Regions from separate parts of the Homo sapiens genome. Here region 2 is linked to region 1. A link is a loop called in an ENCODE intact Hi-C map of the cell type or tissue named here. Cell type or tissue: gastrocnemius medialis. All regions are shown on one strand.

Region 1 (5,000 bases):
TATAATATATAATATAGAATATATTATACATTATATATTATACAATTAATATATAATTACATATATAACATTATATATTTATATAATATATATTTCTATATCTAAATATCTAAATATATTATATATATATTTATACGTATATACCTAGAACTATCTTTGTGCATTTTTGAAGATTTTCCCTGGGAGCTTATTGGAATATAAATGTCTTTCAAATCCTGTGGGTCTTAGACTATCTTGTTCCCTAAGTGACCTGTGGTGCATACAAATTTCTAATGGGAACCAACTTGGCCAAGATGGTGCTTTGTGAATCTCATTCACAGAAACTGCCTCTTTTTTAACTTTACCTCAGTGAGTTCTAGCATTTTGCATTTTAAAGGAAGGATATGTGGAGTTGTCACCAGCTCTGTATGACCTTAACCTTGAGAAAGAGGGAACTGCCAAGGAAAGGGAGGAGCAGATAAGCTTTCATGTTTACAGAGTCAGGTAGAATGTGTATGGCGAGATGAAACTGACCTTCACGCCTTAGCTGGGATATTTATAATCCCGACAGGGCGTGCCAGGTGAGGGGAGGGTACGTTTCCATTTCCTCTGAGCCACCCCGTTTAAACAGTGCACATCTGAATGTTTGGAAGCTTCCTTGGGTTGCATGTCACAAAAATTCATCTTTTGTCTTTTTCTTCTTTTGACAAAGAATTTGTCTTGTAGACATATTGTGTTAAATCCCTTGCATTTCTGTTTTCACAGGAAGGAGAAGCAGAAGGGTCAGTAAAAGAAATCAAGCATAGTCCTGGGCCCACGAGAACAGTCTCCACTGGCACGTATGTGAAGGAAGACTCGGGCTGTCAGGCAGACAGGCTGGGCAGGCTCGTCACTGGGTGCTTGTCACCGGAGGTCAAATGTTGTGACCTGAGGAAGTAACTTCTTTATGATTTATACCAGGATCTTTCCAGAATATTTGGTTTGAATGCTATTTAATGTTGCAGCTCAAACTGGCAAAGATTAAAAACTGTTTGGTTCCTGTTTGGCTCACACTGACTGCTCTGTTCTAGTGGTGTCTCACCTCCAGCAGATGAAAAGTGAAAGCAAACTGGTTCTCAATCAAGTCAATGATTTGTTCCTAATCAAAGACATGTTTGCTCATTGGTTCCCCGGTGCCATTTGACCCAGACCAGCCTGCCCAGCTTCCATAAGTGAAATATTTTCATTTTCTTTTCCCTGCTACTTCCCAGTTATAAGCTGGCATGGCCAATACTGGAACATCTTTTGTAACAATGACTGATAGCACTCTCAGTCATTGTGGGTGTTGCCTGAAAGTGCCCAGATTTCTTATCTGTGGAGTCTCAAGTGTACCTGTCCTATGTAGATGTGAGGAAACAGACATCTTAAATAGTGGCAGGGCCTTGGGGAGGGAGGCAGACCTAGAACTGAGCGCCTGAACCTCTTGACTCTCGCAAAGCAGTGCTCACCAAGGAGACTGCTAGCTCGCCTTCTGCAAGCTGCTTACTCCTGTAATCATCTATTCAAGAGACGATTGTCTGAAAAGAACTCTAAGGATCTCTTTTTTTTTTTTTTTTTTGAGACGGAATCTTGTTCTGTTGCCCAGGCTGGAGTGCAGTGGCGTGATCTCGGCTCACTGCAAGCTCCGCCTCCCGGGTTCACGCCATTCTCCTGCCTTAGCCTCCCGAGTAGCTGGAACCACAGGCGCCCACCACCATGCCCGGCTAATTTTTTGTATTTTTAGTAGAGATGGGGTTTCACCGTGTTAGCCAGGATGGTCTCGATCTCCTGACCTCGTGATCTGCCCGCCTTGGCCTCCCAAAGCGCTGGGATTACAGGCATGAGCCACCGCGCCCGGCCAGGATCTCTTATCTCACAGACGGATAAGAGATCCATCTTTTTTTTTTTTTTGAGATGGAGTTTTTTTTTTTTTTTTTTTTTTTTGAGATGGAGTTTCACTCTGCCACTGAGGCTGGAGTGAAGTGGCGCAATCTCAGCTCACTGCAACGTCTGCCTCCCGGGTACAAGCAGTTCTCCTGCCTCAGCCTTCCGAGTAGCTGGGAATACAGGTGGCCGCCACCACGCCCAGCTAACTTTTTGTGTTTTTAATAGAGACAGGGTTTCACTGTGTTGACCAGGCTGGTCTCGAACTCCTGACCTCAGGTGATCCTCTGGTCTCAGCCTCCCAAAGCGCTGGGATTACAGGCGTGAGCCACTGCGCCCAGCTATCTCATAGATTTGTAAAACCTTCTTTGTATAACTTGATGAATGTGCATATAGAATGACTTACAAAACGTGAAAAAAATTGTCTTCCGTTATGTTTCTAAGCCCTTGTATAAGGAAGAAAGTAAGTATTAGATAATATTCTTTCGTCAAACACAGTAATTGGCATAAACGAAAGTAATTCCCTTTTTTGGTTAACAATTCTTCACGTTTCCCCCAAATTGCTTTTGTCATATTTAAAGACGTTCCTGGAAGTAGTGGGAAATAAAAAAGCCCTGGTTGAAATATCAAAGCCACTTCCTCATCATTCATATCCAGATGCAAAGACCGCTTCCTCTTTTAAGCCACATGGCTATTTTTAAAATAACAGCTCTGTACCATTTGTGAGTATCGTAATTAGTTTGAGATTGATTTCCAGGTTTGGAGTTGAAGCTTCAGAGTCCTGGAAACCGGGATTTAATCCTGGCTGTTTATTAGCTATGCGAACCTGAGTCGGTGACTGAAAGAGTAGCTGCCGTTAGCATCATCATAGTCATCCCTCATGTTTTGTAACAGTGATCATGATTCTGTTTGTCACTGATATGTCTCTTGATTTAGTCAGATTTTGAAATCGAGAAAAATACTTGACATATCAACAGAGCCTCCATTTCTCTGCTCTCATTATTTGAAACCACAAGTGAAAAAGGTTTTCTCCCCTTGACTTAAGCTGTGATGGTCTCTGTTAACTTGGAGAAAGGCCAGTGGTCTGTACAATGTGCCTTTATCTTTTGTCTGACTGCAGTCCCCTTTGAGACTAGATCTCTGGAAAGCTTGGCACCTTCAGCCACGGCTGCCTCTGCTGAACTGTTCCGTGAGTTTTGTGGTGTGGTGTGAGGTACACAGTGACTGTTTGGAGGACGTGGGTGTGTGCATTGTAAGCTGGCCTCTCCAGAGCCTCACTGAGTCTCCACACCTTCCCTAGGAAGCATGGAGGAGCTTGGCACTGGGGGTCCCAGGACCAGCTGTGCTTGTTCACTAGTTGAGAATTAGTTGGAGAATGTTCTGGAAAGCAGTTCCTTTAAGCTGGTCCCAGTTATATTGGGTTACTCTCTTCTTAGTCTTTGGAATTTTTCTGATGAAAACCTTTTAACCTTTATACTGAACAGGGCATTGTCTAAATATAGGAGCAGATCTGCAGATGGGGCCAAGAATTACTTCGAACATGAGGAGTTAACTGTGAGCCAGCTCCTGCTGTGCCTAAGGGAAGGGAATCAGAAGGTGGAGAGACTTGAAGTTGCACTCAAGGAGGCCAAAGAAAGGTATGAAATAGGTTAACTTGAAATATGTGTTTTTTTAAAACAGCTTTCCTGAGATATAATTAAGATACCATACAGTTCACCCATTTAAAGTATACATTTCAGTGTTTTTTAGAATATTCCAGGATTGTGCAACCACTGTTACTACAATATAATTTTAGAACATTTTTTCCCCCAAACAGCACTCACTGTCTGCTCCTCCAAGCAATGTGCTTTCTGTCTCTATAGATTTGGCCATTCTAGACATTTCATATAAATGGAATTATACAGTCTGTGGTTTTTTGTGACTGGCTTCTTTCACGTAGCATAATGTTTTTGAGGTTCATCTACAACGTAGCATGTATCAGTACTTCCTTTTCCTTGCTGAATAACCTTCCATTGTCTATATATACAACATTTTGTTTATTCATTCATCAGTTGATAAACATTAGAGTTGTTGCCACTTTTTACCTATTAGGAATAATGCTGCTATGAACAGTGTGTACAAGTTTTTACTGGGATATGTGTTTTTAATTCTCTGGGGTATATCGTTATGGGTGGAATTGCTGGGTCATACGGTATCGCTATTTCATATTCTAAGGAACCAGCAAATCATTTTCCAAAGCAGCTGCGCCATTTTGCATTCCCACCAGCAGTGCATGAGCATTCCACTTTCTCCACGTCCATACCAACACTTGTTTCTTACTGTTTTCACTTTGACTTCAGCCATCCTAGTGGATGTGAATTGGTATCTCATAGTTCTGATTTGTATTTCCCTAGTGACAGCGATGTTGAGCATCTTTTCATGTTGACCGTTTGTTTGATTTGGAGAAAAGTCTATTCAGAGCCTTTGCCCATTTTTAAAAATTGGGTTATTTGTCTTTTTATGTTGAATTATAAGAGTTCATTTTACATTCTGGATACAAGACCCTTATTAAATATATGATCTGCAACTATTTTCTTTCTTTTTTTTTTTTTTTTTTTGAGACGGAGTCTCGTTCTGTCACCCAGGCTGGAGTGCAGTGGCGCAATCTCGGCTCACTGCAAGCTCCGCCTCCCGGGTTCACGCCATTCTCCTGCCTCAGTCTCCCGAGTAGCCGGGACTACAGGCGCCCGCCACCACGCCCGGCTAATTTTTTTTTTTTGTATTTTTAGTAGAGACGGGGTTTCACCATGTTAGCCAGGATGGTCTCGATCTCCTGACCTCGTGATCTGCCCGCCTCAGCCTCCCAAAGCGCTGGGATTACAGGCGTGAGCCACCGCGCCCGGCTGATCTGCAACTATTTTCTCCCATTCTGTGGATCGTCTTTTCCCTTGATGGTATCATTTGCAGCACATTTGTTTTTATTTTGATGTAATACAGTTTATCTCCTTTTTCTTTTGTCACCTGTGCTTTTGATGTCCCATCTGAGAAACCGTTGCCTAACCCAAGGTCACAAAGATTTACTCCTATGTTTTTCTCCTAAGAATTTTGTAGTTTTGGCCTGGCGCGGTGGCCAAAATTAC
Region 2 (5,000 bases), 67 kb after region 1:
AAAAAAAATTAGCTGGGGCTGGTAGCACATGCCTGTAGTCCCAGCTGCTTGGGAGGCTGAGGATGGAGGATTCTTTGAGCCCAGGAGTTGGAGTGAGCAACGGGACATGATTGCACCACTGCACTCCAACCTGGATGACAGAGCAAGACTCTGTCTCTAAAAATAATAATCATCATATAATTAACCAATGATATGGAATAGATTTACTCATTTACCTAATATTGATTCATATCAGTAAGTTATTAAATGGTACTGTCATACCTTCCACTGTCCTTTTAATGATGTGTGTGTGTGTCTCTGTGTCATTAGAAAGGCAGTGCTATCCCACTCCCTCTGCTTAGACCCGAGATAACTAGAGACTCTGCTAACAAGTTTGCCACTGGCTTGCTTTATTTCACTTTCATCTCTAAAATGAGAAGGGTAATAGAATGCAAAAGCCTAGAGAATGGGTTAAAGTTATCACACATGCTGATGATACATATTTGAATAACAACAAAAAAACTTGGATTTTATGGATTATAGGCATATAGTTTTCCATAGTAAAACTCTTGAATCATAAATGAGGACGGCATAACCTACAGTTCAAAATTATAAAAAATAACTATTTGTTCCAGGGAAAAACCTTCAGCATATGGAAACTGAATGATCTTCGTGACCTGACACAATGTGTGTCCTTGTTCTTATTTGGAGAAGTTCACAAAGCGCTCTGGAAGACGGAGCAGGGGACTGTCGTAGGGATCCTCAATGCCAACCCCATGAAGCCCAAGGATGGTTCAGAGGAGGTAAGAGCCTGTTTCTGGGATTTGATTGATGATTGTCTTTACAAGTTAACTGAGTTTTATCAAAGATGTTTGATGCAGCACACAGTGGCTCACACCTGTAATCCTAACACTTTGGGGAGGCCAAAGCGGGAGGATCACTTGAGCCCAGGAGTTCAAGACCAGCCTGGGCAACATAGTGAGAACCCCATCTCTACAAAAAATGTAAAAACTGGCTGTGAGTGGGGGCACACAACTGTAGTTCCATCTATTCAGGAGGCTGCGGTGGGAGGTTGAGGCTGTAGTGAGCCCTGATTGTGCCACTGCACTCCAACCTAGGTAACAAAGTAAGACCCCATCTCAAAAAAAAAGACAAGAAAAGAAAAAAGTTTGTATTAGTCTACCTCCAGAAAATAAGTCATGCTTTTATGTGATTGTGTCTCCGTGAATCTGGCTTTTCATTTTTTGTTCATTCATTACCCATCAGTATTCTGAATTTCCACCTATTCTAAAGTGTTTTGTAACAACTACTTTTATTCCATCTTTTCAAATTAGTTACAAAGTTCCTGGAGTTTTTGAACTATTGTACTCAGGTTTCCTTGGATTCATACCTTCTTTTTTTTTTTGAAAGTGAGTCTTGCTCTGTTGCCCGGGCTGGAGTACAGTCATGTGTTCTTGACTCATTGCAAACTCCGTCTCCTGGGCGTAAGTGATACTTCCACTTCTGCCTCCTGAGTAGCTGGAACTACAGGTGCATGCCACCATGCTCTGCTAATTTTTGTGGTTTTTTTGTGTGTATGTGATGGAGTTTCGCTCTTGTTGCCTAGGCTGGAGTGCAATGGCGTGATCTTGACTCACTTCAACCTATACCTCCCAGGTTCAAGTGGTTCTCCTGCCTCACCCTCAGCAGCTGGGATTACAGGCATGTGCCACCATGCCTAGCTAATTTTTTTTGCATTTTTATTAGAGACGAGTTTTACCATGTTGGCCAGGCTGGTTTTGAACTCCTGACCTCAGGTGATCCACCTGCCTCAGCCTCTTAAAGTGCTGGGATTACAGCCATGAGCCACCACGCCCAGCCTATTTTTGTGTTTTTTGTAGAGACAGGGTTTCACTATGTTGCCCAGGTTTGTCTCGAACCCCTGGGCTCAAGTGATCTACCCGCCTCGGCCTCCCAAAGTACTAGGATTACAAGTGTGAGCCACCGTGCCCAGCATGATTCCTTATATAAATTTTTATGGTGGCATCAAGAAAGCAGTGTTTTATAGTTGAGGGGATTTTGCTCCGTTGACTGTGACAACCATAGCTGCAGTTTAAAATCAAAGTGAATTTTCATCTTCTCAAATACTAGAGTTTTGGCACTACCTACTGCTTCTCTAGGAAATTGCAAATCTAGACACAGTGTGAATAGCAACTGGCAGTTTCTCTACTCTGACCCAGCATGGAGCTTTACTCTGTTGTAGTCAGATTATTATTTTCAAGAGAAGTGAGAAAAATGTTATCTCATTCCTTGCTTTCACCAGAGAATGGCAACAAATCTTCCTCTATTGGTTAGGAATGTGTTTGGCTGCAAGTAACAAACAAACTTAAGTATAGTTTCTTTTCAACAATAAACAGTGGGGCTTATTTTTCTTACATATTAAAAAAATTCAGATTTAAACACTATAGTGATTTAAGAGTGACATCTCTGTGAGTCTCAGCCTTTCTCTCCTGGTCACAAGATGCCTTTGAAACTCTAGCCATCACTGTGAATTGGCATACCGTGGAAGGGTGCCAGTTTCTTGGAGAGGAATACCATGCACTGTTTACCAGTCCTGTGGGAGGGCTCTAAACACCTTGCCAATTTCTACTATTTCCAGATCTGGTAGGTTCCCAGATCTGGCTGGAAGCTTTGTACAAACCCAGCTGCCAGTGGTTCAGCATAAACCAAGCTACCAGCAGCTTTGCACAAGCCTGCCTACAGGAGTATGCATCCGGGAGACAAAGCACACACAAATTGGGCAAAGCACCTTAGGCAGCGAGACTCCACAGAAGCCTAGGATCTGGGTTGAGCCAGTCCACCAAGACTCAGTCAAGGCACTCCAGGCAGGCAGAGTCCTGTCTGCTCATGGCTCTCTTCACCCTGCAGCGGAGGGATTATGAAAGCACCCTGATCTGGGTTTTATAACCTGGAGGCTACTTGGCTTATTGAGCTCAAGTGTTGTAAGAGATCTTGTCCTAGGAGGGGTGAGGACAAAGCCCGAGCTATTCAGGACAGTCCCTCTTGGTACAGTCTGTCCAAGAAGAGAATTGCAAACAAGAAGGGAGAGAGCTGAGTTCAGCAAGGCCCTTGAGGGACTTGTCTCCCTCCAGTCATCTCCATTCAAGGCAAGAAGTGAAGAGGAAGGGGGAGCCAGCCTCCTAACTCATTTTGTCAGGAAAGCAGAAGCTTCCCTACCAACTCCTGTTTATGTCTGAGCATCTAGAACTTATCACATAACCAATGCTAGCTCTAAGGAGTGCTGGGAGAACAGGGAACAGGATCTATGACCTGAGGCTGAGAAGTCAGCCAGCCTAGAGAAAATCAGGATTCCAATCGCAAAGATGAAGGAAAGGATGGAAAATGGGAAAAGAACTGAAGGTGCCTTCTGCATCCCTGTTCCTAAAACGGTTATAGAGCCCTGGCTTCAAATTCCTTTAGACCACTAAAACCTCTCTCCTTTTTGAGACGGCCTCACTCTGTTGCCCAGGCTGGAGTGCAGTGGTGTGATCACAGCTCATTTCAGCCTGGACTTCCCAAGCTCTAGTGATCCTCCCACTTCAGCCCCCCAAGTAACTGGGACTACATGCACGCACTACCATGCCTGGCTAATTTTTGTGGTTTTTTGTAGAGACAGGGTTTTGCCACATTGCCTAGGCTAGTCTCAAACTCTTGGCCTCAAGCGATCCACCTGCCTCGGCCTCCCAGAGTGCTAGGATTATAGGTGTGAGCCACTGCGCCTGGCAATAACCTTCTTAAATCAGCACCAACCATTCTTTTTTCTATTCCTGCTAATAAAAGGCCATAATTTTGTCCGCCTTTAACTCCTGCCCCACCTTTTCTTACAGGTGTGTTTATCTATCGATCATCCTCAGAAGGTCTTAATTATGGGTGAAGCTCTTGACCTGGGAACCTGTAAAGCCAAGAAGAAGAATGGAGAGCCGTGCACGCAGACTGTGAATTTGGTTGGTTTCAGCCTTGTTAGGATGGTTTCTGCTAAAGAAAAGAACAGTTAGGAATAAACTGTTGGTGCTTTAGCTGTGATGACCAGTTTGGAACTGAGTTTCCCACTTAAAGGAAGAGTCAAAATGAGAAAATTTAATGTGTGGTTAATAACTGCCAGTTTAAAAAAGTGAGGGCAGGGGAAAGGTGAGGGGATTTAACCTCTTAGGAAAGTGATCTTTTATCTGACCAAGAAGTTTAAGACAGAATTTTTGTTTGCCTTTAATTCTTGTAATTCCACAGAGCAAACATGATGAAATACAATGAAAATTGTATTTTAGCCTATATTTTAACTCCATTATACCTTTTCTTAGGGCTTTTTAAAAAATAATAGCTTCATTTAGGTATAATTCACATACCATGCAATTCACCCTTTTAAAGTAAGCAATTCAGGCCAGGTGTGGTGGCTCACTCTTGTAATCTCAGCACTTCGGGAGGTCGAGGCGGACAGATCATCTGAGATCAGGAGTTTGAGACTAGCCTGGCCACCATGGTGAAACCCCATCTCTACTAAAAATACAAAAATTAGGCGGTCATGGTGGTGGGCGCCTGTAGTTCCAGCTACTCAGGAGGCTGAGGCCAGAGAATCACTTGAACCTGGAAGGCAGAGGTTTCAGTGAGCTGAGATCGCACTATTATACTCCAGCCTGGGCGATAGAGTGAGATTCTGTCTCCAAAAAAGAATATAAATAAATAAAGTCAACAATTCAGTAATTTCTAGTACATTCACAGAGCTGTGCAACCATCACCACTGTGTAATTTCAGAACCCTTTCATTGCCCCAGAAAGAAACCCAGTACCCACTAGCAATCACTCCCCAGTCTCCTCTCCCCCAGCCCCTGGTAAGCACTAACCTACTTTCTGTCTCTATGGATTTGCCTCTTCTAGACATTTCATATAATGGAATCACAATATGTGGCCTTTTCTGTCTGGCTTCTTTTGCTTAGCATAATTTTTCTCACAATTGATCCGTGCTGTAGCATTTATCAACACTTTATTCCT

The links. Peaks named below come from ENCODE experiments on the same cell type or tissue, not always from the same donor. Only the 100,000 strongest peaks of a DNase experiment are listed, where the experiment ranks them.
Region 2: a loop joins it to region 1, with 13 times the contacts of the local background. A loop is called at or near these places in 1 of 110 quality-filtered maps.

The regions. Positions count from the first base shown.
Region 1 is chr10:13,115,523-13,120,522 of GRCh38, forward strand. OPTN (optineurin) reads left to right here. Exons shown (of 15, transcript NM_001008212.2): 6 at 745-818; 7 at 3,366-3,518. Among named protein-coding and RNA genes, the nearest start is that of OPTN, 18 kb to the left of the region's middle. RefSeq lists an enhancer at 1,027-1,236. In gastrocnemius medialis, no CTCF peak of the experiment used is centred here; DNase peaks (open chromatin) are centred at 849, 2,024, 2,699, 3,119 and 1 weaker place; H3K4me3 peaks cover 2,160 bases; H3K27ac peaks cover 5,000 bases.
Region 2 is chr10:13,182,319-13,187,318 of GRCh38, forward strand. It overlaps MCM10 (minichromosome maintenance 10 replication initiation factor), which reads left to right. Exons shown (of 20, transcript NM_018518.5): 8 at 615-782; 9 at 3,846-3,962. Among named protein-coding and RNA genes, the nearest start is that of MCM10, 23 kb to the left of the region's middle. In gastrocnemius medialis, no CTCF peak of the experiment used is centred here; DNase peaks (open chromatin) are centred at 2,543 and 2,963; H3K27ac peaks cover 2,320 bases.